Linked DNA regions of Homo sapiens: region 2 is linked to region 1. The links are chromatin loops, found by intact Hi-C in ENCODE. Cell type or tissue: ascending aorta. All regions are shown on one strand. Links, peaks and the distances in the headings refer to the core of each region. The heading gives the core; the rest is flanking DNA. Region 1 has its middle 110 kb from the start of LINC01747. Region 2 overlaps NXT1-AS1 (NXT1 antisense RNA 1).

The links. A loop is a pair of places that touch in the nucleus more often than their neighbours do. Peaks named below come from ENCODE experiments on the same cell type or tissue, not always from the same donor. Only the 100,000 strongest peaks of a DNase experiment are listed, where the experiment ranks them.
Region 2: a loop joins it to region 1, with 2.3 times the contacts of the local background. A loop is called at or near these places in 5 of 110 quality-filtered maps.

Annotation. Positions count from the first base shown.
Region 1 is chr20:22,787,426-22,803,574 of GRCh38, forward strand. No RefSeq gene overlaps it. Among named protein-coding and RNA genes, the nearest start is that of LINC01747, 110 kb to the left of the region's middle. In ascending aorta, for the core only: no CTCF peak of the experiment used is centred there; a DNase peak (open chromatin) is centred at 8,676; H3K27ac peaks cover 2,304 bases.
Region 2 is chr20:23,333,695-23,349,843 of GRCh38, forward strand. The region is part of intron 1 of NXT1-AS1 (NXT1 antisense RNA 1); the gene reads right to left. LOC105372571 (a long non-coding RNA gene) reads right to left here and starts at 2,173. Exons shown (of 3, transcript XR_937379.3): 1 at 1-2,173. RefSeq lists silencers at 6,930-6,979, 10,943-11,163 and an enhancer at 16,098-16,149. In ascending aorta, for the core only: a CTCF peak has its summit at 7,019; DNase peaks (open chromatin) are centred at 6,417 and 7,007.

The DNA.
Region 1 (16,149 bases), core at 4,310-12,309:
AGGAGATAGAGATATTTTGGCTGGATAATTCTGTGTTGCAGAGCTGTAGCTGTATATTGCAGGATGTTTGGCAGTTCCCTGGCCTCTGCCCGCCAGATGCCAGAGCACCTGCTCCCTGCCTCCAGCAGTGACACCAGAAACATCTCCAGATGCTGCCCAGGGTCCTCTAGAAGGCAAAACCACCCTGAGGGAGAACTGCTTTAGATTATGGCTGTCGAAAGAATGCACATCAGGTGAAAATCCTAATTGCAAAACACATTCAGTGATTTCATTAAAATAATACAAAAATATACTTTCATGAATAAGTGTAGGAAGATTTATGTAAATTGTATTACTGGCCTATACCTCACTAACACAATGCCTAGACTCGTGCAGTCACTCAGTCATCTTTGAGATTTCACCAGCCTTCAGTCATGCAAAGGCTAAGGGTTTGCAAGCATCCTTGACTTTGCCTTTATGAAGGTGTATAATTAAGGTAGGTGATGGACCATACTCTATGTAATGATTAGTTACCTTGATTTAATCTTTTAAACAGAGAGCTCACAGGATGCGGTCCTCCACTGGGCAATGTGAGAAGCTGGCCAACCCCCAGTTCAGTAGCTTTGACTGTGAGTCCTGGGCTCTGCTCTCTCACCTTCTGTTTTATTAGAAGCCCTGAAACAATGTTATCCCTGCTTGTTTGAGGCATATTCTAATATCATGGGAAGTTCTCCTGTGCTTCAGGATGGAGCACACCAGGGATACAGCAGTGTCCGTCCTGCCAGCCTCAGTCTCTCCCAGCAGCCCCTTCAGCTGCCTGTGCTCAGGGAGGGGCTTGACCTCCTGTGCTGCTGCTTCCCAGGCACTCCTGCCCCTTCAGAGGAGGTGGTCTGATGTTGTTTCTCCTTGCTTTGTTTTGCTAATGTACTGCTGGTAGCTGGAGACCCGTAGCTTTGACTGTCCATGGTTTCCTCTTCCCCCTTTCTCCCACCTGGAAGAAACAAGAGAGTGCATTTCCATGGGTTTTCCCATCTCTGAGGGGATGTCAGTCTTGTCGGGAGGGGCTTCTGTTCTAGGTGTTCGGCTCTGTGATGGTTTTTACCCATTTGATGATGATAGTGATGTCCACACTTCCTTCTTCTAAGTTCTAGAAGAAGGAAAACTTTGAAATCTGGTCTCACCCTCTGTCGTTACCCACAAGTTCTTGCTTTTAATTGGTAAACTGTTAAAGGTATCACTTGAAGTTGATTTTTAGTCAGTGATATTCTAAAAACTATTTAAAAATATCAAGTCTAGCTTCTCCTATCAATTTTTCTTGTGTCTATGGTCTAATAATAGGTGAATAAGTAGATTGCAATACATTGCTATGGAATACTGGGCTTCTAACAAAAATAATCTTATAGGAGAACATTTATTGACAAGGGAATTATCATGGTAAATTTATAAAGAAAAACAAGCTACAAAACAATGTAATAGTGTGGCAACATTTTAGTAATGTTCTATATTTGCATAAACAGTCATGTGCCACATAGTGACATTTGATTGACAGATTGCATATATGATGTTGTTCCTGGAAAATTGTAATGAAGTTGAGAGATTACTATTGCCTACTGCTTTGTGTTACAGTTGCCTACAGTATTCAGTACAGTAACAGGCTATACAGGTTTGCAGCCTAAGAGCATGGGTCATAACATATGGCGTAGATATGTGGTAGGCTATGCTATCTAAGTTTGTATAAGTATATGGTATGATATTTTCAAAAGGAGAAACTTACCAAACAACCCATTTCTCAGAATGTATTTCTATAGATTAGTGAGGTATGCCTGAATATGAAAGTCATACATTGACGTGTTAACCCAAGTCTTCTTGGAGCAATGAGATTATAAGAGATTTTTGTTTTTGTTTTTTTAGTCTGAGCTATTCTATTTCTCAAGTTTAATGCATTCAACATAAATTAGAAAAGCATTGGTAAAACAACACATGCCAAATGACATGGCTTTTTTTGTGAATTTCAAAGTTCCACATTAACAGTTTTGGCAGGTGGCCTCTGGTGGAACTAGTTCCCCGCTCCTGGTCTAACAGCCTCAATGGAAGGGACAAACTCACAATCAGAACTTTCCCTACCCCTATCCTTTGCTCTTTTGCATATTTCTCAGTGATGCAGAACTCTCTTCTCTCCAAGTTCGCTGCTGCACTGACACATGCCTCACGTCCACTGACCGAGAGCCGAAGGAAACACAGCAGCACCATTTCCAGGTGGACTTTTCCCTTCCCTGGCAGAAGAATTCAGTCACACCATGGATTTCCAGGGCTACTTGAATTACCCAGATTGGTATTTATTTGCTTAGGGTTTATATCTCTGGTCTCCACATGTCCTTCCCAGTAGGAAACTGCTCAGATAATCACACAGCTGTGAAGACTTCTCCCCAAAGGTCATAAGCTTTGGTCCCACCATCTGTGGGGAAACATGTGTTTCTCGTACTCTGAAAGGACTGTTCTTGGCTTTAAATTCCAGTACTTAGCACTTGTAAAATTGAGATAAAGCACATTGGCAGCTTTGGGACTTCTGTGAGCCAACCACTAAGAATGGACTTTGGGAGGCTACACCGCTACATCCATTCTAGAGTTGCATTTGGTATTTCCTCTAAAAGGGCTTCACCACTCACCTGGGGGCTCTGAGGCATTTGAGCACTTCAGCTCAGTTTTTCAGCCCTGAGGTGAGACAGGAAAGCAAGCTTGCCCAAAGGATACAGGGAAGTCTGAGACCAGGCCCAGATTCAGAACCACAGGCTGAGGAGCTTGTTACTTGGGCTGAGCCGTCCTGCTCCCATAGCTGGGTGCACCCAAAAACTTCAAATGTGTGCCTCAAAATGAAGGCAGCATGCCAATGATTGGCAGTGCATCCAATTCACTCTTCAATTCCACATTTGGACTCAGTGCTTAGGGGATGGGGCTTTAAAGTGTATGTTTTTGGGAATATTATATACATGCAATAAAATGCCCTATTCTTTGGTGTTTGACTTGATGAGTTTTGTCAGTTTTATATACCTGTGTATAATCACCACTCTGTATGAGACACAGAACATTATATCATCCAAGACGGTTTCCTGTGCCTCTGCCCAGTCAAGCATCCACTGTCCCAACCCAAGGCAACCATGGTCTGACTTCAAGCACCAAAAGATTATGTTTTTCATTTCTACAACTTCATGTGAATGGATTCATACAGTATGTGCTAAGCTTCTTTCACTCAATGTGTCTCTAATATTTATGTATGTTGTATGCATCAGTAGTTATTTTTTATGGTTGAGTAGGAGTTCATGAGTATATTCACTTGAGAGATGTTTGGATGGCTTGTCCTTTGAGTTGGTTACAAACAAGTCTACCATGAGAATTTTGGTGCAAGAGTTCTTGCAGATATATGCTTTTGTTTCTCTTGGGTAAATGTCTAATAGTGGAATTACTGGGTTGATGTGGACTCAACTGTAGAAGAAACCAAATGAGTTGCTTTTGAAAATTATCATTTCTGGTAGACTCATAGCCTCTCATAGCTGAACGAAAATTTTGCTCCTTGGCCATTTGGTCCAACCTCGTCATTTAAGATAAGGACAACTGAGATGCCAAGGAGTCATCACTCTTTCATGGCTGTAGATCTAATAAGTAGCTGAGGAAGAGCTGGACCCAGCCTTTCTGACCTCATACTTCCTTACCAAGGAGCATTAGAAAACCCTACTTATTCCTGCTTGTGAGGTAAGAGTTATTTCTAAATGCAAATATTTGTTTTCTTGCTTTTATTCACATAGTGAAGAAAATTGAATCCATGGTGACCTTATTGAATCCACACAGAACCTTATTATACATTGATTCATAAGGTGTTATTGTATCATAGCTATAGACAGCTGTGGAGATTAGGGTAAGTCTACACTGTCTTGAGAACATGTCTTAGAATTTAAGTTTTCTCCAAATACGTAGTATTGATTCGGCTTTACCTTTTGCTAAGAAAATGAATGTTGGTAACTTCTCACATAGTAATAATAATTCCATTTCCAAGAACATCTCCTAAGAACATAAATATAGATGTGCAGGAGATATATGCGAGGGTCAGAAATGCTGAGGAGCAGGGCATGACTCACTGCACTAGCTCATGCCGACAGGCCAAGAAGGTGACAACAGGGCCCTGGCTGTGGATTTAGTAGCATGGATGTCATCAGCAAAAGACTAATTTGTCTCCAGTGTCTAAAACAGTGCCTGGAGCTCCAGAAGTAGGACATGATTGATTGAGTGGCAGGGGCATCTCAAGTTGACTCGAATATCCTTTGTTTGAGCATACTCAAGAGAAAATGGGAAGATAAAGTGAGATTTCTTTTAAAGGACAGCAAGGAAATGAGGTGGCACTTGTAGGGGAATATAGGGCTAAGACAGGGTTTTCTCAAGATAAGAGAAATCACCAGATGTTTGCATGATGTTGGGAGTGATCCAGTAGAAAGAAAAAAGTAAAAATATTCTACCAATAACCATAACAAATGACCAAACATATTGTTGCTAAGGCAATGATATCTTGACTGATGCAGGGAAAAAAGTAACCTCAACAGGTCAAGTCCCAAGTGTGAGCCTGTCACCAGCATGCAGTGGGAAGTACAGTTTCTGGAACTCTGAGCCTAATTCTGCCTCCAAGTTGTTGTTGGTGGTGGATGAGTCATTTTGCATTGTCATCTCCCTTTCCTTACCTGTGCAAAGAAGGGTTGAAATCAGACTCCCCCACTCGCACACCTCATGATAACTTCCTGAGGGCTGCCACAGGCCGTCAGCTTCTCTCTCTTTGTGTGCAAGCCAGACCCTTAGTAATGCAAGTCCCTCATCCTACTCTAACTGCATGAGCCAAGCTCAGATCCCCTGCAGGAAAAGAATTCAAGGCCTTCTTTGCTCAGACAGGAGACAGATTCTTGGAAGTAGTAACGTCTTACCCAACATCTTGAGGAAGTTTTCATAAAAGCCTGGGATCAACATCATATGAAACATAGCCATCAAGTTTTGAGCCCTAAAGAGAATTCAGAATAGAGTGAGGTCAAGTGAATGTCTAACTGCTGAGTGAAGGATCATGGGAGATTTCAAAGGGCTCTTGTTTTGGAGTTTTCAGGACTTTCCCCAAGAAATTTTCATGGTTGATGTGTGCTCCAGTAAGAACAGGAGAATATGAAATCCGGGGATGAGGGACAGGGGTGGGGAGTCTAAGAGGCTAATTATCCTCTGTGTAGAATGAAACCCCATGAAAAAGGAGCACTCCTGTTACACATTTTATTGTTAGTTAGCATTCTATATGTTACTAAATAATTTTGCTTTACTACTTTATTTATAGCTACATAATCTTGAACAAGTCACTTATCCTCTTTGAGAATAATTTTACCTCTAAAATGGGCATACTATGACTATTTTGCAGGATTGTAGAGTAAATGAAAATTTGAGTCTTTCAATAAACATTTATCATCCTAAGTGCTGTTTTTATTCATACAAAATGGAAATTATTAGTTGTAGTGAAACCATAAGTATTGGCTGAGAACCAGGCACAAAAGGAACCAAATGGAAGCCCCGCATTCAGGTTGAATCTAGGAAGCAATGCCGGCTGCAGGTGCAGAATTCATCAGCAGAACATGGCTCTCAGGACATCTTTGTAAAGGTCTCTTGTCTTCTGGTGTGAGGCAGGCCATGTGTTCCTCCAGGCATTAAGGTCAGAATCACTGATAACAGTTTGGATGTCTCCATCAAACCTTATTTTGAATTGTAATCCCCAGTGTTGGAGGTGGGGTCTGGTGGGAGCTAATTGGATCATGGGGGCAGATTTCTCACGGATGGTTTAACACCATCCTCTTGGTGCTGTCCTTGTGGTAGTGAGTGAGTTCTTGTGACGTCTGTTTGTTTAAAAGTGTATGGCACCTCCCCACTGGCTCTCTTGCTCCTGCTCTCACCATGTGATACATATGCTTCCACTTTGCCTTCACCATGATTGTAAGTTTCCTAAGGCCTCACCAGAAGCCAAGCAGATACTGGCACCATGCTTTCTGTACAGCCTGCCGAACGGTGTGCCAATTAAATCTCTTTTCTTTATAAATTACCAGTTTCGGATATTTCTTTACAGCAACGCAAGAACAGCCTAACACAATCACCACGGGAAGACCTCCTCTCCCTGATGGTGGCTGATGAGGAGACTCACTTCCTGGAGTAGTCCAGTTACCCTCCCACAGCTATCACTTGAGGAGGGAAACACATTTTCTCAGGACTCCCTTAATCCCCTGTGTCAATCCAACTCTCTGGCACTTTTGCCTAGACTTTGGGTCAAGTAGAAAAAAGTGAGCAGCTTTTCTGATGGTGTAACTGATATTTCTTTATCCTAGGAATGTATTTTGGTGCAAAGCTTATAGTGCAGAAGTCTAAGACCCAAAAATCAGTTAAAAAACAGTTAACACATATTTTAAAGGTGCTTTACAATGACTTTGCAAATATGTATTTTAAATATACAACTTCTTCCTAAGTTCCATTATTTGTACATTAAAACTGCTCCAGGAATTGGTCAACTTCAAGTCCAGCCAACTCTGACATTTAATTTCTAGAGAAACTGGGCATTTCTAACAAAAATCTAAGAGCTTAGATAAATAGTAGTAGGTAATTTTGAGATCCCTGCTTTGTGAATGGGGGCTAAGAGGCAGAACTAATTTCTGCTGCTTTCTCTGAGCTCTCTTCTTTCACATATTTTTTCAGTATTCAGGAATTTCCTAAATGGCTTTAAGGATAATGTGATCCTTTTCTAGATGAGAAAGAAGAACAGGGGCTCACTCTGTGTAATCTCTTTCCTGCTTCTTAGAGAGGGCACTGGGGACATTTTCATTCCTTCATAGTTCCCCACCCTTTCCAAGAGTGCATACTCTTTTGCTTGACAACCTGCCAGGTGACTTGGCTTAAAAATAGGTTATCTCATTCATCAACTTAACAAATATTTGCTGGGCATATCCTATGAGCTGGGAACCGTGCTAGAACAAAGAATAAAATGGAGCCTCTGCCTTTATACAGCATATCACATGGTCAAGGCAGACTGCAATTATGACACAATGTGTCATGTTAAGGGTGAGTGTGGGGACTGAGGAAAATTGGAGGTTTTTCCAAACCTCAGTCCTGAAGAATTAAAGGAGGCATCCTAGAGAGAGTGATGTGGAACTTGAGACCTAAGGGACAAGTGGGAGTTAGCAAGGGAATAACAGTGAGAGTTATTAATGTATAGATGTTTTTTAAAGTGCTGAGGCTGAATGACATCACCTGGAGAGTGAGCATAGTTAGAAAAGAGAAGCTGATTATGGAGGGAAAAGGGAAAACCAACAGAACAACTGAAAAGGGGAAGGAAAAGACTAGAAGCCAAGGGTCAGAAGTGCAGTGGGGAAGAGGAGTCGGGGGGACACTGTGTGCAAAGGCATCAGGTGAAAGAACAGCCAAGTGCATGCTGGCAACTGAAAGGAGTCTGTGGTGTGGCTGCTGTGGCATCTCATTAAAGAACATCCAGGCAGGAAGCTGGGAAGGTGGTAGGGACAAGTCTTAGGAGCCCCAGACACCAGATTAGGGAAACTGGACTTTATCCTAAGACAATAATAGAAAGCCACAAAGAGGAATATAGAAGGGTGGGGTCACCTTAATTCAGGCAAAAGTTGGGAGTAGCTTCACCAAGGGGTGGTGGTAGCAGAAATTATGATGAAGGAAAGTGACCAATTCAAGAAACAGAAAATAGAATTGCCGGAGTTTGGAGATGAATTGATTGGATTGAGGTCTTGAGTACTGGGGAACATTCATATAGAGGTGAGCAGTTTTAAGGCCCAAGATACTGAGCTATGATGACCATTTTGAGTTGAAGGTAGCTGTGGTCACAAACACTGCCTCAGTGGGTGAGAAAAGGGGTTGTGCTTCTTATTTGCACTCCCAAGTAAGCATTCATAGCTATTAATTAAATGGACGAGCAAGTAAATAAGCAAATGAATGGATGCATCCAGGTGCATCCAGTCCAGTGACAGTTTTATGTGATGAGTATAGAGACAGAGCAAGGCTGGCATGCCAACAGGGGACCCAGCAAAGTGTCAGAGAGAAGCCATGGGAGTGGATGTCACCAGAAGGGGACTGTGAGGAGGAAACGACACTGAGGTCAGGAACTTAACCAGACAGGCACTGAAGAAGCAGACAGAGGAAGGGAGCTCGTGAAGGAGGAGAGAGGTGGGAGGAGAGCCAGGAGTCAGATAACTTCGAATGCTACAGAGACACCAGTGAAGGCAGAACTGAGATGGGGCCATGAGGTTTGGTAACAAGGAGATTGCTGATGATCTGTGTGCAAATAACTACGGCAAGGCAACAGAGTCTTGTTCTTCCAATATGTCCCTTGGTCCATAAGCGCTGAGAGGAAGTGACAATCTGTGAGTAGAAACCAAGTGAAAGGAGTGTTAGTGCACTCTTCTTTAGAAGAGAGCAAGGCAGAGCCTGTGAGAGAAAAATGTCTTTGTCTCTTGTCTCTCTTTGTCTGGCTCAAGGTAATGTAATTGCCTCAGACTTCCCAGGGAAGCAAGTGGCTCCCACGTTCCTAAGCAAAGGCCAAGCCATAGAACAAGGGCAGAGGCCGCCACTGGGAATGTTTGTGTTGTTAATTTTTTGTAGTTGAATCATATCGGGAAAATTGTTTCCAAGTTGCTCAAACATGGATAGAGAAGCTAATGTTTTGCTGGAGGTTGGCATTTTTCCCTGATGACATCACATGCCTTGTGTCACCAGTTAAGGGATCATCAGTAAAGCAAGTGGTCAACGCTATGCAACCACAAAAATATGCTTCTCCTCAAAAGATAATAATAAAATATGTAGAAACAAAATCGGTTCTAACAGGGAGACTCCTTGGTGAACTTAACCATCTAGTCACTATATACCAAGGGCACGTCTTAAAAACAAAACAGGAAAGCAAACAAACACAAAAACAACTCTGCTCCTAACCAGCATTTATCATTTAGCATACGTGGGTTTTAAGAAAATACTGAAAGAGATTAGCTCTAGAGAGGTGAAATGCAAATGCAGGAGGAAAACAATCCAGGGTTAGGAATGATACCATATGTCTGAATAAGAATCATTTCCAAAAACCATTCTCCTGTGACTTCCTATATTTCTTTGTTTCTGGCCTGCATAAGAGAATGTTTTCTTAAGAGCAAACATGTAAAATGAAACAGGAATGACTATTGGCTGACCACGAAATTTTCTCCCAACAAGTGCATGCACTGGGACTCGAGATTCTTCAACTAAACCCGAGTGTTACACCATGAGATCATGAAGCCAATAAAACATTTGCTGCATGCTAACTATGCCAAATCTCACTTTTCCAGAGATACGAGGATGGAATAAAAAGAGAAAAATAAGCAAATGTTGAAATGGAACCATGTGTTCTATGTGCAAAGCAGAAAATCTGAACAGTGCAAGGAGGGTGGAGAATCACAGGGCCTGTGGGGTTGAGAACAAGATGGCAGCACAGGGAGCCACTCAAGCATATTCTTCTGCTTGACATTATACCAGCCTGATTCACACCAGTCACTGGTGACGAGTGGTCACTAGTAAGCACAAACATTTTTTCTGGAATTTACTTCCCCAAATTAATATTTTTTTTTCCAAATTAATATTTTTTAAATGCTTTATTTTTTTGGCTTTCATGATGTCATGATGTCTCCATTTTGCTTCAATCTTACTGGCCACTTCTTCTCATCTCCCTTGCTGTCCTCTACCTCTCTTCGTCTTCCAAATGCAGAATACAAAATGCCACCTTCTCCTTTTGTTCTAAACATGCTTCCTGGCTGACCTCATGCACTCCACTGGTTTTTAGACATCCTGTAAAAGTTGGCAAGTTCTCAACTCATATCTCTGAGATTACCTCTTCCTGGACTTCAGATACCTTATATGACAAAATGTGGTTGTTATTCTTGAGACACCTTTGATGTCAGTAAATCCTACTCACTTTATCTTCCAAATAGATGTGAAGCGGGCCGCTGCATCTGCACCACTGATCCAAGACATCATCATCTCTCTCTTGGGTGACAGAGTGGATTCTGCTTGTGCTTCTTGCTCCTCTACAATCTAATCACCCCTCTTAACATTCAGAGTAAAGTTTTGAAAATGGTAATCAGTCTAGAATCCACTGATGGCTTCCCATAGAATATAAAATGAATTCTAACCCCTCTCCCCCTGGGATATGGACCTCCCTCTGAACACCCATTTCCTGATCCCCACCCTCTATGTTTGGCAACCCTGACTTGCTCTCAGGTCTGAAATGCGACATGCTTATTGCAGCCTCAGGGCCTTTGCACAAACAATGCTTTCTGTTTGCTATGATCCTCCAATCTGTGCCCTCTTAGCTCATTTTGGGTCATTCAGAATCAGCTTAGAGATGACCTTCACAGACAGCCCTTCTCCAGCGGTTGTCTCCATCATGTCTCCTGTTTCTGGCCTGCGTAAGAGAATACAGGCCAGATTCTCTCTGCAACCTCGGCTTTTCCCTTGCTCAGCTGTGTTCTGACTTGCTATTACGTATCTACACAGGCATGTACTGCCCATGAAGAGGTGCTTCCTCTCGCTGTCAGAATATAGGATAGCCCTTAGTGCACAGAGGGCAACCCTATCAATATTTGCTGAGCAATTGACTGGCTCGATGAACAACTCGTGCATCTCTTGTGGATCCTGCTTCCCAGGGTTAACCCAGATAGGAGTTAAAGATCTGGCCATAATTCAATATGACTGTCAAAATTCCAAGAAGATAAAATAAAGATCAAATTAGAGTTGAAGGTGCTTTCCCTAATTTAATGAATGAGTCTTAAATTTGTTTTTCTGGAAATTTTACAGCAGAGGTCATTCCAAATTTCAAATTGACCTCAACTTTTATTTGCCCTCCCATTCCACCTCTCCCCTCACGCATACTAGAGTCAGGAGAAACCCAGCAATTCTGAAGCTGACTTTCTCTCTTCATTACTCATAGAAGTGATGAAAAAAAATGATTTTGATAAAAAAAAGACAGCATAGTTCAGCAAATTATATCCCCCAAACACCGTTATTATCTACTTGACTGAATTCAACCTTTAATATTTTAAAGTTGAAATTCACTGAACTGTGGTGATAGAGAGCATATCGGTGCCTGCCTGAGGCAGAAGTGGGTGAAGATTGATTGTCAAGGAGCAAAACACTTTGTGAGGTTGAGGAAATGCCTTTACCAGGGCAGTGGTTACGCGGGTGTATGCATTTGTCAAAACTCATCAAACTACACTTATATTTATTTTATGCAAAGTATACCTCTATAAAGGTGATTTAAAAATCCATAAGAGTTACTCTATGCCAAGCACCCTGCTGAATGTCTTATGCTGGGTATTCTAATATCCCTGAGGTGGTGTGCTATAAAGTACGAATTTGAACAGAGTTGCTCTGCTACAGCCATGATCTAAATCCTATGCAAAACCTTTACCCAAGAAGTCATTTTTTCTATTTGAGTGGAAAAAAAAGTTCTCTATTTTAATCCAGATGTATAATGGTCACCTGAAATATTTTTACTGAACATATTATCTCTCTTACTATGGGTTCCCTCAAAAGCAGATTCAAACAAGGATTGGGGTGCAGTTGTTAATTTGGAAAGTGGTCCCAGTAAGCCGCTCTGGTGGGGACTGGGAACTGAGACAGGGCAGAGAAGGAAGCCAGGCCAGGTGTGCTAATGATCAGTTGACCATGCTCAGGACTTGGGGCTCGGACTGACCAAGTACTGTGGGAGATGGCGTAGAAGATGCCTCAGTGTTGTCCCACCTGAAGGAGGAGACCATGGTGGCGTTTATCGAGACTCCAATGTCATTGGATGGAGTCTGCTCCTGGGGCGTTAATTCCACTGACCTCTCCTCCCGTTCAGCTCATATACTATGCCAGCTTTAGACCAGAAAAACCCATCAGGCAGAGTCACAGATGCTTGCACTTAGAAGCGGTTGGGTTGGGGTGCAGGAAAACAGCGAGTGAGAAGAGGGTATGGAGGTCCACAACAGAGGCTGCTAAATAGCATGGCTTGTACATGAAAAGTCCATCTAAGCTTTCTTGTTTTGTTCTTTGTGATTTGAGAGGTTTTCGTTTTGCTTTGTTTTTCTTCCTCTACTGTAACTTTAGATTGATTTTTTGTAGCTCTTCTGTTCTAAATTCAAACACCAAGATTAATCATCATCAAAGGTAATGACTTAGACTATTTACATTTATAAAATCCTCATGTATATATGAGAATGCCGTTCCAATTCACTAAGCCCTTATTATGTACCAGATATGAAAATTATGTTCTTTTTTTGTCTTGATTGTCAAAACAACTGGAGATTGAGGATGATGATGTTTATCCCCACTTTACCGTTGAAGAGACTAGGACTTTGGAAGGCTAAGTAATTGCCCAGGTTCTAGAATTGGCAAACAGGGCTGGAGCCCAAAGTCCAAGCTCTTTCACTGGTCTCCACAGTTGCTCTAGATCTAGCTCTAAGCACAGTGCTTATTCCCCAGTGGTCATCTCCATCTCAGAATCAGAGCATCTGAGATGCCAACAAAGAATCAAAAAGGCTATTGGTGGGCATGGAATCAGAACAAAGAGATATGAAGTGTTTAGGGACACAAAGCGTGTGAACAACTTATATAAATCACATAAAGATACTCACCACATGTCTACAAAAGAAAATCCCCTTTTCCCTGATAATACCATAAAAAAGGAAATAGTCCTCAGAATGACCCATTACAATAAGGTTTATTTGTAGCATACATAGTTGCAAAGTATGTATTTAAATGTTGCTGTGTCCAGGGTCTGAGATGGCAGGGCCTGAGGATATGGGTGTGGCACTGACTGCATACCCTGCAGACAGCTGAGTATCCCAGCCAGTGGGCACTCACAGAATGTACTCTCTGACTATCCTCCCCCATCCAACACTGGAGACCAACCCACCTATTGTCACACTTTCTGCTCACTGGCCCCCATGGCACCATACTATCTTTAGTTTTTTTCCACTCTCTCTACCAATGAATACTATGATTAAAAATAGGACTTGATGACTGACTTTGTAACGGGGAGGTGTCTGGGGGATAATTCCTTCTTGCTATAAGGCCTCTCCTTTCTTTTCTGCTCACAACCCTTTGTAATGACTCTCTTTCCACCTTGAACCCACGACGACGACGAATTTGCCTCCTTCCTTGACTCACTTCCCCCTCCCTATTTGCATTTCCTGGCATAACACAAATAAATAATTTACACTCAGATCCTTGGTTTCTGGGGGGACCCACTCTAAGACAGTATATCACCCCTACAAATCGGGAGTGCTGTGATCTGACTCCACAAACAGATGTTCAAGTTCCTGAGGGCAGAGAGGGGGGTTGAAATGTTCACACCATCCACACTGAGCCTAGAGCACCACACGTAGAGCTACAAGTACCCTGCAATTTTATAAAAAGTTGTATGATATTAACATTTTACATTTTGGGGTTAAGGCACCAGCGCTAAAGAGCAGCTGCAGGAGCCAGTGCGCTGAGCCTGTCATGTGCGTTAGTGAACTGGCTGCAGGTCACTGTGCTCAGTGACAATCCCATTCAAACCTAAATTTCATCCTAGGTGGGTGGTGCGGAAATGACCCAGGGAAGGGAGAGAGCCCTGGAGTGATATTGTTAAACTACCAATGGGTAGCTTTGGGCTACCATTCACCGTTTATTGCCTTTCTCTTTGCACAGGTTGCTGGGGAAATCAAGTCCAAAATTGGTGACTTGCTTCTAGCAAAGTATTGACTTGATTCCATCTGTTATTTTTTTTTTCTTATATCAACCTCATTTCCAACACTGCTGCCTTTCTCCTTCATCCTTCCGACTCCATCCATTTTTTGTATTTATTTTTAGCTTGTCATGTGTTTATCCTATATGTACTGCAAATCATTTTTAGGAACCCAGATAAGAGTTAAAGATCAAAGGAGCCCCTGTCACTGCCTGTTACCAGTGAGGACACTCGGGCTGGAGAGAGGAAGAACTAATGTCAGGTCCCAGAGCTGATGAAGAGCAGGGTCAGGATTAGGTTCGGGGTCGCTGTCCCACACGTCATAGGACTTCCTTTCGCTGTGGTGTGCAAGGGTTCATTTTCTGCCCGTTTGGAAATTCAGTCTCATCTGGGCAGGGATTTTTGCCTGAGAACATGTGCAGGAAATGGTATTCTTTTGCCTGCAACTAAGTGTTAGAACAATTAGGGTGGCCTGCAATTTTATGGTCAGCTCTCTTTTGAGAGCCTAATGATTTCCAGCTGTTGTCCCTGAATACCCAGCCTCTGGGAAACCACAGATTGATGGAACCTGGGCTTCGAGTTCTCAGCACTTGGCACTTGAGTTTCAAAAGAGAGATACCCAAAATAACCACCCTTCCACAAGACAGAGGCACTTAGAGACATTTGGACGCAGGTAGTGCTGCCTGTGATTCATAATCAGGATGAAACAAAAAACTGTGTCTAATAAGGATTGATTCTCTTCTCAGTTCTTTTCGTTTCCTCAAAGCCAATTTCAGTAACACTGACAATTCCACCTGTGCCACTTAGTGAGTATGTTCTGTAATTCTTTTCTCTACCCTAGGAAGCTACCTTCTTGTTGATATCACTCGTAGCCTCCTTTCCAAGGGTTCTGACATTTCAACAGGTTTTAAATGTTTCTTAATGTCCATCATTATTTTTTCTAAATCTCTTTCTCTTTTTTTTTTTTATCCGTGTGGCCTGACATCATCAAAGGACTTATTGGTTTTCATATTGATAAATTAGACTTGAAAGTGATATTGTCTCTTTGGTTTGGAGATTGTTTGACTACACAACCGGAAGGAATCAGGGGTTAGGTTGCAAACAGAGAAAGGCATTAGGCCTTATTCTTGGGGGTGGGAGGAGGTGGTCAGCCCTTGGTTTCTGCCAAGGGAAGGGAGGGATCCAATTTGCAATTTCTGTAAGTCATGTTGACAGCTGTGAGGTAAACAGAATGACTGGCAGGCTCAGATGGAAGCAAAGAAGTCTGCAGGGATGTCCGCACACAAGGAAAGGACAGTGGCAGGAGGGGGCAGTAGCAGGAGGGGAGAAAGATGCATTCAGATTCGGGCATGCTTCAGCATGCAACCTGTCAGGACTGATGAACACAAAGACAAGTTACCTGCTAGTCAAATCACAGAACACAACCAGCCCAGTCTCATTTCATGGAGCTGGGCACAGACAGGGAGCAGGAAAGAAAGAGAGGAAAGAGAGAGGGAGGGAATGGGGAGAGGAAGCAGGAAGAGAAGAAGAGAAGGAGAGAGAAGGAGGAAGAAAGAAAAGAGAGGAAAGGAGAGGACAGAAGGAAGAAAAGAGAGAGGGAGAAGAAGAAGGGCAGGAGGAGAAAGGAGTGAGGCAGGTGGGGAGAGAACATCACAGGACCCTGGATTCTGGAGACCAGCGAGTCCAACACACTGCATGCAACACACTCTGAGCATGGAGGCAGAGAGGTCTGGCAGCTTTCTCACTCTGTGGCTCAGAGGTGCACTCATGATTCCGGAGTAGATCAGATCTGAATTTCACTACAGCCCCATAGCTCATGTTCCCCAGTGGCTTGCTCGGACCAAAATGAGAATTACTTGTGCCTCCCGGGACCATGCACTGACTAAAGGAGGAGAAGGGGTCCTGCCAGGGCAGGTGTTGGAAGGCAGAGGGAAAGGGGCTCGAGCTGAAAGCACACTCATGAAGCTCTCTGTGTGGAATCCTGGTCTGGGAGGACACTAAGAAAAATCAAGCCAGGAATAAAAGCCATGCTTCCTCCTCTACTCTCCCTGCTCAGAGCAGGAACCCACATCAGTTGAGGCCCTGCCATCTGCAAACCACCAGAGGCCAGAGATTCAAACACATTCATTTTTCTGCCCATTTCTAAGATCAGAAAAGTGAGGTTCTGTGAGGTTCAGTATCTTTCTTCCAGGCCTGTGGGTCAGTGTGAAAGCCAGATCTTTAAGAGAGGTGAAACCCATGTGTGGAAGGGACTCAGACCGGGGGAAACCTGCAGGCAGGATCAGACAGGGTGCTCTGCTGTTGGACGACCTTCTTCAGTCCTGTCTGGGATTTCAGCGGGCCAGTTTGACTTGCAGTATTTGAGC
Region 2 (16,149 bases), core at 3,658-11,657, 550 kb after region 1:
TCATGGTTCACTGCAACCTCCACCTCCCAGATTCCAGCAATTTTCCTGCCTCAGCCTCCCAAGTAGATGGAATTACAGGTGTGCACCACCACGTCTGGCTAATTTTTGTATTTTTAGTAGAGATGGGGTTTCACCACGTTGGCCAAGCTGGTCTCAAACTCCTGACCTCAGGTGATCCACCCACCTTGGCCTCCCAAAGTGCTGGAATTATGGGCATGAGCCACTGTGCCTGGCTGGCCTTCTTTCCCTTCCCTGTTTGCTTTCCCACTCCCTACTGGTGCTCCCGAGCATCACCTGCAAAATGATCAAGGAGTTCATTCTTAGGTCAGGGAATCCATTCTGAGGTCAGGAAGTCCATTCTGAGTTCAGAAAGTTCATTCTGAGGTCAGAGAGTTCATTCCTAGGTCAGGGAGTCCATTCTTAGGTCGGGGAATCCATTCTGAGGTCAGGGAGTTCATTCTGAGTTCAGAGAGTTCATTCTGAGTTCAGAGAGTTCATTCTGAGGTCAGAGAGTCCATTCTGAGGTCAGGGAGTCCATTCTGAGGTCAGGGAGTTCATTCTGAGGTCGGGGAGTTCATTCTGAGGTCAAGGGTCCATTCTGATGGCAGAAAGTTCATTCTTAAGTAAAGAAGTTCATTCTGAGGTCAGGCAGTTCATTCCTAGGTCAGGAAGTTCCTGTTTAGGTTGGGGAGTCTATTATTAGGTCAGGGGATTCATGCTTGGGTCAGGAAGTTTATTCTTAGGTTGAAGAGTCTATTCTTAGGTTAGGGAATCCATTATTGCTTCGGGAGTTCATTCTCAGGTTGGAGGTTCATTCTTAGGTGGGGGATTTATTCTTAGGTCAGGGGGTCCATTCTGAGGTCAGAGAGTCTATTCTGAGGTCAGGGAATCCATTCTGAGGTCAGAAAGTTCATTCTTAGGCCCAGGAATTCATTCTGAGGTCAGAGAGTTTATTCTAATGTTGGGGAGTCCATCCTGAGGTGGGGGGGGGTCCTATTCTTAGGTCAGGGGGTCCATTCTGAGATCAGGAAGCTCTAACCTAAAACAGTCTTTAGCTGGAATCCCAGTGTGGCCACTTAGTAGCTGAGTGGTCTTGAGTAAGTCAGGACCTCCAGGTCCACATGATGATCCCACCAGGTAGGCTCATTCCCTGGGCAAATCTCACTACTCAGCACCTGCTCTGTAGCAGAGATCCTGAGAGTGCCCATGTGTGGTGGGTGCTCAGTGTCCTCTTCAGATTCTGCTCCAAGGCCAGGGTACCCCTTCCACACTGGTGGCTGAGCGCCTTCTGCATCCTCACCAAACCCCCCGCTGGTCTAATGAGCAGCCTATGGAAGGGACACGGGGAACCCTTGCTTCAACTCTGCAGGTTTCCAAAGCTCCAAGCTCCCCAGGGGCCAGTGGAGGCCTCTGTTGCAGCAGCATCAAAGCCCCACTGCTCTCTTACCCTTCCCAGGTGGGACTCCCAAGATCCCCTCCCCAACGAACCCCTACATGCAAATCTCCATCTCAGGGTCTGTTTCTAGGGGACTCAACCTGAGACGTACTTCATAATGTTGCTGCAATCATCTAGGACAGAATAATCATAAATAGCAAAGCTCTGAAAAATGTTAAAACGTAAGTAGTAGCAGTAGTAGCAGCAGCAGCAGCAGCAGCAGCAGCAGCAGTAGTAGTAGCAGCAGTAGTAGTAGTAGTATTTTGTTATTGTCAACATTCTCATCATGAGGGTCTTATGGCCTGGACTCTGGCCTGTGGGTCTCAACCCTCCCATGGCCTCCTGCAACCATCTCTCCCCTACCCCTCCATAGCACATAGCCTTATAGATTAAAATGTTCCTAATGGCCCCCAAACTGGTTGTGGCTCCCCCAGTGCTTGGGGGATTTCAGAGGGGCTGGGTAACAGTTTGGCTTCTGCAGCCATTTCTGAATTTCACTTTTGGTTTGTTCATGCTGTGCTGATGCTTCAAGAGTTGACCACAAAGTAGCCACCAGTCACCAAAGTGGCACAGGCTGGCCTGAGGGTCATGAGCCGACCCACTGGGCCATGAGTAACAGAGGCAAGCTGGCTACTTGGCTTCCCCTCACATTTCAAACCCGTTAAGCCAGGCAGGGGTGTGGGCACGCTGAAAGAACGTTCTTGTTCTCAATCTCTTTTAACTGGTGATGCCAAGAAGAAACTTAAAAAAAAAAAAAAAACTGACCAGGCGCAGTGGCTCAAGCCTGTAATCCCAGCACTTTGGGAGGCTGAGGCGGGTGGATCACTTGAGGTCAGGAGTTCGAGACCAGCCTGGCCAACATGGTGAAACCCCGTCTCTACTAAAAATACAAAAATTACCTGGGCATGGTGGCAGGCGCCTGTACTCCCAGCTACTCAGGAGGCTGAGGCAGGAGAATCACTTGAACCCGGGAGGTGGAGGTTGCAGTGAGCCGAGATCATGCCACTGCACTCCAGCCTGGGCGACAAGAAAAAGACTCTGTCATAAATAAACAAATATATAAATAAATTAATAAAATAAAATAAAATAAAATAAAACTGAGTTGGGCCAATGTGCAGCTTGAGGCAGTATTTCTCTGAGCCCTTTGTTCTCTAAGGATAAATCTTCCGAAGAGCGGCCCTCACATGGGTGGTCCAGATGAGGCAGAAGAATAGGGTCTGGAGGCAGGGAACCTAAGGCCATTTCAAGCTGACTTCCTAGTACTAAATTCAAAGTAAAGCCCTAACTTTCCACACCTTAGTAACAAAAAGATCAGAAATCACTCCCTTTGCAAACCCTCACCTTTTCTGTGCAGCAGATGCGAAACTGAAAATACCTCTGATTGGTTGCTTTGTGCAACCAATCAGATGTTGCATAGGAGCGTAACTTTGTAACTTCACTTCAGCCTCTGATTGGTTGCAGAAAGCAGGCCGCCACTTCATTTACACCGGGTGAACACCAAGTGGCCAATGGGAAACCTCTAAGGGGCATTTGGACTCTGTAGATTCTATATCCTGGACCTTGAGCTGCTGCTCCACCCATTCCCACACTGTGGAGTGTACTTTCATTTTCAATAAATATCTGTTTTTGCTCTTTCATTGCTTCATTCTTTCCTTGCTTTGCTGTGCATTTTATCTAATTCTTTGTTCAAAACACCAAGAACCTGGACAACTTGCAGTCAAGACCAAGACCGTCTACTGATAACACAGGTCAGATACTTCACAGCCTGCTACTGAGGGATGCTGTGGAGCTTCCAGGGCCCAGGATCCTTGTTGGATCCACAACTTTCCAAGTGGCCCTCAGCACTCTGTGACCCCCACGTGGCAGCCTCCTCCCAGGAGAGACTTCTAGCCTGTATTAGCTTCATGCCAGCCTCCCTGTGTGGCTGTTCATACAATATGATGGCTGTGTTCCTTACCCAAAGCCTCTGTTCCCCATGGGCAGGAATGCCCTTGGAAGAGGAGCACCAGCGGGGGACAGGCCAGACACAGGGCAGCAACCTCATTAAATCTCATCCTTAGGGTCTTTGCTTTCTCTCATTTGGCACTTCTACCCAAATCTAGTCCCACTGCTAGATCCTGAGAAGACACCCATTTTTACATGCCACAGAGCACTTTCCAGCACATTATTCTTCCTCTGAGCCCCCTGGGGTAGCTTGGGTTTGGCATGCTGACCCAGCACCCCATCCTTTATCTGGGATCTGAGTTGTCTCCACTAGTCACAGAGGTAGTTGCAAGAATGGGCCTCACCAATTAAATTACTTCATGCACTGTCACAGCTTAGTGCTTGCTGCCAACTCTGGCTGCATAATAAATATGCATTTGAAAAGGGCACAGCAGAGCCTGCTGAAGGCTCATCCATTGCACATCTGACAACTGATGTTTGCTGTCACTGGGGCCTCACTCAGCTCCTCCCCAAATAGGCCTGTCCATGTCCTCTTTCCAGCTGGCCTAGTCCAGGTTTCCTCACAGCATGGTAGCTGCATTCAAGGGTGAGCAGAGAGAGACAGAGGTATGGGGAGTTGGAGGGAGAGAGAGAGAGAGAGGAAAAAAAAGAAGAGGGAGTGAGCACAGGTGAGCTGAGTGGAACCTGCATCACCTTCTATGACCTAGCCTGGGAACTCCTCTCTTCCCAGATTAAACGGGAGGAACATAGACGCCACCTCTCAGTGAGAGCAATGTCAGTCATGTTGTTAGAGCAGGAGGTCTGGGACATCTTTAATTGTTCAGACGCCTTTGGGCAATGCAATCTGCCACCAGTGACATGCACTCAGTACCTACCTGAAGTCAGGTACCATGTGTGCATCAGGTCATAGCAACCCTTTGATCTTGCCAAAGCCTTGAGGCAGATTAACTTGCCCAAGATCATGCAGCTGGTAAGTGGCAGAGCCAGCATTTGAACTGAGGATTCTCAGCTCCAGAGGTTTCTATGGACTTGAGTTTGTTCTCATAAATTTTGAGAGGTAATTGCATTCCTTATATATAAAAAGGAACAAGGCAAAAAGTACAATAGAAGAACAGAATACTAGAAAAAAGGACCAGTCAGGAACATGAGATCATGAAAGTAAGCTTAGAAAATAAAGATATAATTGGCCAGATAAGGCAAATAATAAGTCAATAGAAAGGATACACAATAAAGTTATTTGTTTGTTTTTAATTCCCAGGGCACAGGCAAAAAAAAAAAAAAAAAAAAAAAAAGAAAGCAAGCAAGCAAGAGAGAGGCCAAAATTGCAAAAACAAGAGAAAGAGGAGAGAAAGTAAATGGGGGAAAGCCATAAAAAAAATAGAATAACTTTTCCAGAGGATGAAGGAAACCCATACAGACTGGAAAGGTCCAAGGATCATTAGGGAGTGACTCCAGGGGTAAAGGGCTTTTCAAGCAATGAGGGGTGCTCTGGAAAGGCTGGCCCATGAGATGAAGGGATTAAGGCACATTATTTTGTCAACAGCAAAAGCAACAAAGACAAAAACAATTAGGAATTCCAAGAAAAACAAGATCCTGTTCCATAAAGATATAGCCGAATAGAAAGTAAACTAAAATAAGCATGGTGTAAGGAGGGTTGGAAAAGAGAAGGCTGTACACTGGACTTTGAATCTGGGAAAGTCACCCTTTAGGGGGTACAGACATCGTGGGAGAGAACAGAGCAAGTCCTACATGTGTGTGTTTCTATAGTAATCAACAGTTAGGCCTAATAGTGAAAATGCTTCTTATTTCTTTTCAATGCTTAGACTCAATCTAGACAAAGAATAAACCTAATCATCGCTGTAGAACAGAAGGTAAATGTAGTCATCCTTGATGCTGTAAATGTGAAGACAGTTTTTACCATATTATCTAGAATTAGTTTTGATGGCATCTAACTGATGAGCTCAAAATGATGTAAACAAAATAGACTTGTAGTTCTCACTTGCCTAAAAGAGAACTTATCATAGCTCTATGAAATAAAGGGAGCCAAGTCCTTCCACCCTCCTCTCTACCATCCCTAGGATCTGGCCCACATCTGCATGGTCCAAAATAGCAGCCAAAGTGCCAGCCATCACATCTGCATTTCAAGCAGTTGAATGAAGACATGGGAGATGGCCTAGCCTCCCTAGTTTTAGGAAGTCCCACACAACACTTCAAACTACATCTCATCAACCAGATGAGGTATATGCCACAGCTAGTGGGAGAGAAAGTAGGAAGCATGGTCTTCAGGCTGAGTGGCCACACGCAAGTCAGGGTTCTATTTCCACAGGTGGAGGAGAGCATGGAGGTGACAGCAGCTCAAGGGTTAGTCACAGAGATGGGACTTAGGAAGAGATGGTTGAGAGAACTGTTATCCCCGTCCGAGAGGGCAGAGAGTTAGACAACAGTCTCTATCATTGATGGAATAAGAAGCAGAGAGGAATTACATATTTAAAGCTATAAAGGTCATCACTAGAACTAAATCTAATGAAATTAGCTAAGAGACTATTTTGTAAGATTCCATTGTAATAGTCATTGAAGATTGTCCAAAATTGATAAGTCAAGCAATTGAATTACAAGCTCATTATTTAGAATTACAGAGGTAACTGCCAAAAGAACAAAAACATAGGAACAGTTGCAAGTGTTTACCCCACGAGCCTGAATGCGAGGGAAAGCAAGGGGCAGGACAAGAGGTACCTGCTCTCCTTACAAACCTTCTATGCTCTTGGATCTCTGTACCACGAGTTGGAACTTTGGCTTAAATTTTTAAATTAAATTAATGCAGCCTCTGCTTCCACTCGAGGCTGGGGACAGAAGAGAGAACCACTTGGCCTGTTGCTGACAGCTGCCATCCCCCATCCCCATGAAGACAGGGCCCTCAAGGAATGCAGAGGGCAAGGCTGGGGAGGCTTGGGGCATGGCCAGCTCTCCTGTCAGGGTGCCCCTTTCCAACTCAGCAGGGATGAGAATCCTCATCACCCGGAGTGCCCTCCAGGGGCCCACAGCTGGGAGCAGGAAGGGATACTGGGAATATTCCACCTGGGATGACACTCTGATGTCACGGGAGAAGGGGTAGGGTCGTGGGGAGGGGCAGGATCTTCTCGATGCCCCCACCCCTCGCTGGTCATAGGCACTGGCTGGCAAGAACGGGCTGCCTGGGGCCTTGCGCCGGCACCCTGAGCTGATCCCCCACATGCCATCGCGGTCATCCCATTGTACACTGTGCATTCATCGCCTCGGAACCATCCCGGGACAAAGTGCCAAAGTCAGCCATTAGACCAAAATGCTCACCAGGAAGCATTTTTGAGACAGTACCTCAGAATTTGAAATAGAACCACACTAAAAGCTGTGCTGCTTTGGAGAGGCAGAGACCTCTGCTTTCCCAAACCGTTTCTAAAATATCCTAGAGAAAAACAAAAAAGCCTCTCTGAGCAGCCACCTGTCAAGACAAAGGAGATTATCTTGGACTTTTTAAATGCCCTATGTTTGATATAGGGAAGGAACACTTTGGTTTCTTGATCAGAAAAGGTGTCACTCAGATCCTGTCTACAACGCAAGCAGAGCGGCTCTTGTCAAAGGCTAGACCACCCTCGTGTGGCTGCTTCTGTGAATGGCAATTCAGATTTGAAGAGCAAGACAGATCAGACAGCTTCAAAAGCGGGAAAACTGGCTGGGCGCAGTGGCTCATGCCTGTAATCCCAACATTTTGGGAGGCCGAAGCGGGCAGATCACCTGAGGTCAGGAGTTTGAGATCAGCCTGGCCAACACGGCGAAACCCCATCTCCACTAAAAATAGAAAAATTAGCTGGGCAAGGTGGCACATGCCTGTAGTCTCAGCTACTCGGGAGGCTCAGGCACAAGAATTGCTTGAACCCAGGAGGTGGAGGTTGCAGTGAGCTGAGATCACGCCACTGCACTGCAACCTGGCAACAGAGCGAGACTCCGTCTCAAAAAAAAAAAAAAAAAAAGGAAAACTAAGCTCAACAGTCAAGGCTGAACTAATTGCAGAAGAGTGTAAAATAATAATTTACTTCATTAAAAAAGCTGCAGAGCACTTTTCAACCCAGGCTACTTTTATTCTCTAGTCAAGAGCAGTTGTTTTCAAAGTGTGGTCCCGGCTTTCCAGTATGACTAGAAATTGGTTAGAAATGCAAATTCTGGCCTCCCTTGGCCCTGCTATGTCTGAAACTTTGAAGCTAAGGCTCTGGCACCCTAGTGTTAGCAAGGATTCTGACGCTCCCTCACTTTGAGAACTGTAGTTTGCATTAGATTTGTTACTGTCTGGCACCAAAAGAGAGCTGTTAGCCAAGGCATTGACCCTTCAAGGGACCAGGAAAACCCATCTAGACATTCTTCAGGTGTTTCAACAGTGAGAGAAAGTCCTTTCTTTGCTCCCTAGCTTAGACAGAGTCCCCAGCAGCAGCCCCTGAGACAACAATTGCACTGCAAGCCACTTATTTGAGAGGTGATCCCAGGGGCACCTGTTGGGGTATGGGGATGTGAGGTAGGGCAGGGGGAAGCCAGTACAGGGGCAGCACTGCAGGTGCCTGGCTCAGTCCCTGGGGAGCTCCGGGATGATGCGGGGTGTGCCTCAGAGATGTCCTGCCTGAGGGACTGGAAGGGTTGGAACCCTCCAATTCCCATCTGTCCTTACTGAAGGATGCTCTTGGGTGTTAACTCTGGGCATTCCTGCCCTGCCATGAGTAAGGTCCAAGACTGTGGCCAGAAAACCCTGGTCTGGAAAGGAGTGAAGAGGGTATCTCACTGTCTGCTCCACTCAGCTTTCCCAGGCTGCAGGGGGAGACAAAAAGTGCTTGCCGCTCACTTCTGAGCTCTCAAGACTCTTTGATTCCTTATTCAAAGCCCACTCATCAATCAAGGCCTCTCTCAAGTCCCATCTTTGCCAAGCACCTCAGCATCTCCCACTTGGGAGCAGCCTCTCTCCGCACACAGACCAGCCCTCAGATCCATGCATCACTAAAACGTCTCTGCTGATGCTGGGCAAACCAGGGCCTCGCCCTGGGCCCACACGGCCTGGCCGAACACTGGGGAGAGAGCGAGAAATGAATGCCACAAAAGGGGCACAGGAATGTTCAGAGGGGGGAACACCACAGACCTTTCCACAAAGTGGGATGGCTGTAAAGAGAAGGTGGCATCTGAGCCAGTCCCTGAAGGATAGCGGAAATGTGTGCAGAAATGGGGGCAAGGTACACAAGGCAGAGAGGGCAGCCTAAGGACTGCGGCAAGCAGCATGGATTCCGCGTGGCCGAAACATGGCACGGGGGAGAATGGTGGGAACCCAGCTCATGTCTTATTATGGAGGGCCTCGGGTCTGGGACCCTAGTCTAGGATATGGGGAGCTCACAAGTAGGGATACTGCAGAGTGAGAGTTGTGCCCCAGGCAAGTCCCTTTGAGGAGCATGTGTGTTTCAGGACCAGAAAAGTCAGTGACCCGTTAAGAGAGGAAGAGAAGATGGGAGTGGAGTTGGGGTAATTGTGCCACAAGAGCTGCACCCACTACTCAGGCATTCTTCAGGTATCCACATGCCAACATCAGGGAGCAGGTACCCTGATTTTACAGGCTCAGAGGGTTAGATCATTCACAGGAGGTCACGCAGGTCTATCTGACTCCAAGTTCGCATGCTCTTTCTGCTCTATCCACCAGGATTGTTCAAATGGCCCCAGAGAAAGACAGCTGAGCCCAAACTCCAGACCCACAGTAGGAGCTGCAGGGGCATAAGCGACTCAGCAAGGCTGAAGTAAGTGTGAGCCTCAGAGCATGAGAGGAATGGCTGGCCCCAGCCCCCAGTCCTGAATCAGGAGGAAGGGACACAGACACTGGCCCCAGCCCTCAGCTCTCAGAGTCAGGAGGAAGGGACATATGGCAGCTAGGAGACAAAGCATCTAGAAGCAGAGGAACCCAGTGGCCATGAGGTCACGAAAGTCACCTCCAGTCACTTGGACCAGAAGACATGCCTTTGGGCAGCTGGCATGTCAACTGAGCCTCGAGGAAAGAGAATTTTTTTTTTCTGTTTAATAATTTCTTGAGGTGAAGTTTATATAAAATGGGCTATTTTAATGCAAACAATTCAACGGCTTTTAGCAGTTTCACAATATCGTCCAACCTCTATCAGTTCCAGAACATTTTCATGACTCAAAAGCCTGGTACCCATGAAGCTGCTTCTCCCCGTTCCTCCCTGCCCACAGCCCCTGGCAAACATCATTCGGCATTCTCTCTGCAGATTCACCTATTCTGGATATTCCACAGAAATGGAATCCTACAACAGGTGACTTCTGTGTATGGCTTCTTTCACCATGTTTTCAAGGTTCATCTACATTGCAGCATGTATCAGTACTTCATTTATTTTTATTTATTTTAGAAATGGGGTTTCTGTTGTCCAGGCTGCAGTGCAGTGGCATAATCATCGCTCACTGCAGCCTTGAACTCCTGAGCTCTAGAGATCCTCCTACATTATCTTCCCAAATAGCTAGTACTACAGGTGTGACCCACCACAGCTAGCAAGTTTTTTTTATTTTTTGTAGAGGCTAGGTCTCATGATGTTGCCCAGGCTGGTGTGGAACTCCTGGCCCCAAGCAATCCTCCTGCGTCAGCCTCTCAAAGCACTGGGACTACAGGCATAAGCCACCACACCTGGCCAGTACTTTATTTTTCATGGCTGAATAATATTCCATTGTATGGGTATACCACATTTTGTTTATTCATTCATCCATTGGACATTTGGATTGTTTTTAATTTTTGGCTATTATGAACAATCATGAACAAATACTCACTTGAGTACCTATTTTCAATTCTTTTGGGTATTTACCTAGAAGTAGAATTGCTAGGTCATATGGCAGTTCTATGCTGAATTTTTTTTGGACTCATCGTACAGTTTTTTACAGTAACTGAACCATTTTACATTCCCACCAGCGATGCACAAGGGTTCCAATTTCCCCACATTCTCACCAACATTTGTTATTTTCTATTTTTTGATTCTAGGCATCCTAAGATTGCAGAATGGCACCTCATTGGGGTTTTGATTTGCATGTCCAGAGAAGGGCATTCCTGGTAAACAAAGCAGCACAGGCCATTTTACAAGGCCATCATTCCCTAAGAGCCTAGTGTTTATAAGTGTCATGCCCTCAGCTCGAAGCTCAGCTCGAGAGCAGGGATCATACATCTTACCTTTCCTTTGTGTCATCAGCTTTGAGCACCCATGGCTTAATGAGGTTCACAGCCCCTTTCCACTCAGATCTACAGTTGGCCTACATGGTTGGGTCAATAGGAATAGCCACCTCCGAGGCTATGCCCAAGGTCACCACGGGGTTGCTTGTGAAGTACACTGAATGTGCTGGGTCCTCCAGAAGCTGCTTGTGGAGCCACTTAAAATGCCTGCTATGATTGACACCTTCAGTGCCTGTCTGAGGCCTGGTACTTCCCTTTTCAGGGGGCTCTAGCTGATTTCCAAATGCCTAAGGGCTTTTTTTCCAGGCCAGTGGAAGAAAAGCTTCTCTGTCCCTCTTGCCAGACAAGAAAACGACACCTCCCCGGCAGCCCTCACTCTCAGGAGTTGTGTGTAAATTCCACAGTTCCCACACGCTCCTGGCCCTCCAGGGGGAATAATTCTGAAGCATATGTTCTATGCTGTTCTATGAGGAGCTGCACAGCGTGATGAGGATCCAGTCACCCACAGTGGTAGCAGCCTGGGTAATCTACTCCTCACCCATCCCAATTCCCTACACCCCTTTGCCTAGCAAACCAATGACTTGCACCAAAATACTTGCTTCGGATCAGCTTCTCGGGGAATCCAAACTAAGACATGTACCATGTGCTAAGCACTTCCTACACAGTAATTTATAAAACTGGCTTAGAAGCAGAGAAATAACAGTGTCCCTGAGAGTTAAAAGTCAATAAGACTTGGAACATACCTATGCAATGTCACCTTTAAGAGAAAAGAGATTCCCAGCCCATGAGGTGAACAAATTAAAATATCCACCACCAGAATGTGGAAACGCCCAAAAAAAGGGGTAGGGTAATTCACAGGGGCAAATGTGGGCAGGGCTGGTGAGAAGGGAATGTGGTCACCAGACTCACTGTGGGGTATCTGGTCTCCCTGGTGACCATGTTCCTTCCTGAGAACATAGATCCTTCAGGCCCTGTCAACTTGTGCCCTTGGCCACTGGGATCATGCCATCTACTGTGTTTCCTTGTTCTGACCCATGCTCTTATAGCCACCTGCACCTGCTCACATAGAGAGCACATGAACACATGCTGCTTAGTCCCTGGGAAGTTGGTTCTGGCTGTAGATGAACCAACCAACACCTGCTCTGGAGTGCAGCCTTGTGAGCTTCCTCCTGTGACTGGTCCTAGCCAATGGACCCATTTTCAGAAATCAGGACAAAGCCAGCCTCAGGACTGTGGTGAGTTCGTTGAGGTGGCGTCACTACGTAAGGCCTTGAGGGGCCTTCTTTTCTTTTCTTTTTTTGAGATGGAGTCTCGTCACCCAGGCTGGAGTGCAATGGCATGGTCTCAGCTCACTGCAACCTCCGCCTCCCGGGTTCAAGCAATTCTCCTGCCTCAGCCTCCTGAGCAAGCTGGGATTACAGGTACCTGCCACCACTCACGGCTAATTTTTGTATGTTTAGTAGAGACAAGGTTTCACCATGTTGGCCAGGCTGGTCTCAAACTCCTGACCTCATGATGTGCCCACCTCGGCCTCCCAAAGTGCTGGGATTACAGGCATGAGCCATCGCACCCAGCCAAGGGGCCCTATTTTCAAGGTTCCATTAGCAGCAAGTGGCAAACCCAGGTCAGACATAAATTAAAAAGGAGTTATTGCCAGCACTAGGCTATTCCCTGGAACCTTGGGGCAGGACCACAGCAAGGACTTGGAGAAGGAAAGTAATGAGTAAGAACTCTGTCTTGCTGCATAGCAGACCACTACAAAACTTAGTGGGTTAGCATGACAACAATCATTTATTTTGCCCACAAATCTGCAGTTTGGGTGGGGCAAGGCAGGGTAGGCTCATTTCTCTTCAAGCCTTGCCAACCTAGGACCACGGTGGTTCACACAAGCCACACAACTGGCTACTGGGCACGCGTTGCTGTGGGGTGGCTCAGCTGGAGTTGGGCTTTGCTTGCAGCACAGCACTGGGCTCCAGGCACATGTATAGCTAGAGAGCAGCACCGGCTGTATCTCCTTTTACAGGCCAACCTTGGCAGACATGTAACACCATTTAGCCTGAGCTCACACAGTCACAAAGGCCTCCCTGATCAAGGGAAGGACTCAACACCATGTCCTGACAGCGGGTGGCAAGGTAAGGTTCCAGATGAGGACATGGGACCAGAAATTTATTTTGTGTCCATTTTCAGAAAATGTAATCCATCATAGTAAGGAATCAAGGCAACCATTCTCCATAGCTCGTGTGTACGCATGTGTACATGTAAGTGTGCATGTGTACATGTAAGTGTGCATATGTGAGTGTCCATGTGTGCATGTGTGTGTGCATACATGTCTTGCTCCAGTTCTCTCCTCTGGTCACATGACCTTGACCTCTGCTTCATCCTCTGTCTGTGCTCATGGCCTCAGTTATTCCTGCCTTCTCAGAATCCCCCGCTTCCTTTGGGAACAGCTCCTCCACATTACTTCTTTTGAGAAACTTCCTCCCCAGGTGTTTTTGGCAGGACTGTCCCTCAAGCCACCCATCCCTCCTGGGCAGCAGAGGGGTGGCACATGACTGAAGTTGGGCCAATCCAACTCTCTCCTGAGAATCTGACTTTAGTGGAGAATCCCAGGTTCTAGACACTGGTCACAGCTCTGTCAGTCCAACTCAGCCTCTGAGGCATCCATTGCCCAGTTCTTGTTCCCAGACTAAAAGAGCCACCTTACCAGTGCCTTCTGTAGACTCTGCAAGCATCCTGCAGTCTTCCATTAAATACTGATAAATATGTGTATTTAGTTCCAATTCCACATAGAGGCTTTGCAGCCGTCTGACCTCTCCCACAATTCCAGATGGCTGGTGGCTGAGCTGGGAAGAGGGCTGAGATTCAAACCAGAAATGATCCCTACAACCTTCTCAGACAAACGGCATCATTGCAGGCTGGACAAATGCTCCAGATGGTGCCTCCTTTATACACTGCCATTTAATGTCTACAGTGTCCACACCCCCATTTTACAGAGGCAGTAACTGAAGTACAGAGAAGGCAGAGCTCAGATTTCACAAAACTCTGTCTAACCCCATAGGGTTTGCTCCTTCAGTAAACCTCAGAATCTCCTCAAAAGTCAGGTCCCCAACTGCCCTCCTGGAAAAGCAGCCCCAGCTCACTCTGAACTGGCAGTGGCTCAGATGATCCTGCTAAGGCTGAGAGACGGAAAAGAAAGTGTTTTTGGTGGCAGTACATTAGAGTCACAACTGCTTTGCTGTCACCGTAGATTGACTGGCTCCAAGTCATGCAGCCTCTCATGGCAAACAAATGCTGTTAAGATCCTGCGCCAGAGAACAACATTGACAATGAGGGAAAAGATCAATCCTCTATTTACAGACTTAAAGATCCTTAAATCAAGCCTGTCATCAGAGCTGCCAAGGACTCTGCCTGTGTGACCAGATGTGCCCTTCCTCCCTGGACGGACTCCACGCTGCACATGGGACCACTGGGCTCATCTTCAGAAGGGCCCATGCAATTTGGTGACAAATCCCACCAATTTGTCAATACACTTCTTCCAAGTTTAAAAGCCAGTCATTGGAGGGATTGTTGGCAAATAAGGAAGTTGCTATAGATGCAAAATGTCAAAGCATGATTCTGCTTTCCCAACGCTTTCTGGATGCTACTTCATGCTCGGCCCCATATGAAGCACTTAGCATGCATTGTTTCGTTCGCTCTTCACGTCAGCCCGAGGAGATGGATATGACCATTGCCCCTATTCTACAGAGGAGGCAGCTGAGCCTCAAAGAGGCTAACTCACTTGCCACAGCCACCCTGCTAATGCTTAAGCCACACTAGTCAGGTTGCAAATAACTTTATGCTTATGCCCAATTTTAAATAGTACAAAAGATAAAAGGATTTCCTGGCTCTTGAAACTGAAAAGTCCAAACTTGAGGGATGATTTGACTCCCAACATAGTCATCAAGAGCCTGATTTCTTCCCAGCTTTCCTGTCTGCCTCATCAAGGGTCTACCACTCAGGGCAGCAAGATGGCTGCAACAGTGCTATCCACACACTGTGAGTCCAGAAGGGAAGGGAGAAAAATCTCCTTCCCCAGAATCCTTCAGCAAACACCTCCAGGCTCAGTGGCCCTAATTGGGCCTCCGACCACCCTCAGCTGTGCTCAACGCATACAGTGCCAGTCGTGTGTCCTTTGGAACCAGGGATGTCTCTGACCTCCCCAAACTCCAGGATCATAGTAAGGGAGGAGACCACCCCTCATATTGTCTTATGCCCAATTTCTGCCTCCAAAGAAAAAAGTAGTAAAAACTAAAAGGCAGAAATGAAATCCACAAGCAGACAGCCCAGCGCCACACCCTGGGCCTGGTAAAGATTGACTCCTGACCTAATTGGTTGTTTGCATAAAAAAGGCACTGTGAAGATCCCTGTCCTGTCCTGTTCCGTTCTAATTACCTGTGCATGCAGCCCCAGTCACATACCCACTGCTTGCTCAATTGATCATGACCCTCTCACGTGGACCCCCTTAGAGTTGTGAGCCCTTAAAAGGGACAGGAATTGCTCACTTGGGGAGTTCGGTTGTTGGAGACGTGAGTCTTGCTGAAGTTCCCTGGCCGAATAAAGCCCTTCCTTCTTTAACTTGGTTTCTGAGGGGTTTTGTCTGCGGCTTGTCCTGCTACAAATAGGGGGAATAAAAGCCAGGGTTGCTTCCAAAGAGAGCAGGGAGTGAGTGTTGAGGACAGATCATCACAACTGTGCAGTTGAGGAGCATGATTTGAACCCAGGTTTGTCTGTTCATTCAAACAGTATTTATTGAGCCCTTGCTTTGGGTCAGGCACAATTTTATATGCTGGAGACACAAACCTAAAAGGACCCTAACCTAAAAGGCAGACCCCACAAACCTAAAAGGCAGAACAGCTGCCTTTCAAAGCTAAAGTCTCGCATTTTTAAAAGGCCTTGGAGCTGCATTAATGTTCTTCTAATTTTTCTAGGTATGAATCTTCATACTTTTCTAGGTATGAATCGACCCTGTGACACCAGGATGGTTCTTTGTCAGCCTCCTTGTCTATAAAATCAGAAATAATGGTACCTCCCCCAATAAGTTATGTGAAACAAATTAAAGGGGCTTATTATACAGGAAACAAAAGCAGCACAGCATCCAAACTACTGAGCGTGCAGTAAATCAACGCATTCCCACTTCCATTCCATCCACGCTGATTTAGATCAATCCAAGTATCACTGCCTTGGGGTTCAAAAGGCCATGTTAGTTCACAAAGCCCCGAAAATGCTCTTTCACACTCTCTGCTCAGCCTCCAACGTGTCTTTTTAATAATCCAAACTTTCCACCTACTTAACTGAAGTGTGTGGGGGGAGAGGGTGCGGGGGGGAAGGGGTGGCCTATACTAAATAGCCCAACTGTTTTCCACTTGTCCTGAAATCTGAGACCAAGATTCTCTTAGGAATGCAAGCAAAGGGAGCCGACGGGACGCCAAGAAAGCACAGGTTAAACTACCTCACTTCATCTAGCCCCATTTCTCTCCTGGCTTTTCAATTAATTATTCAGCCTCAGACC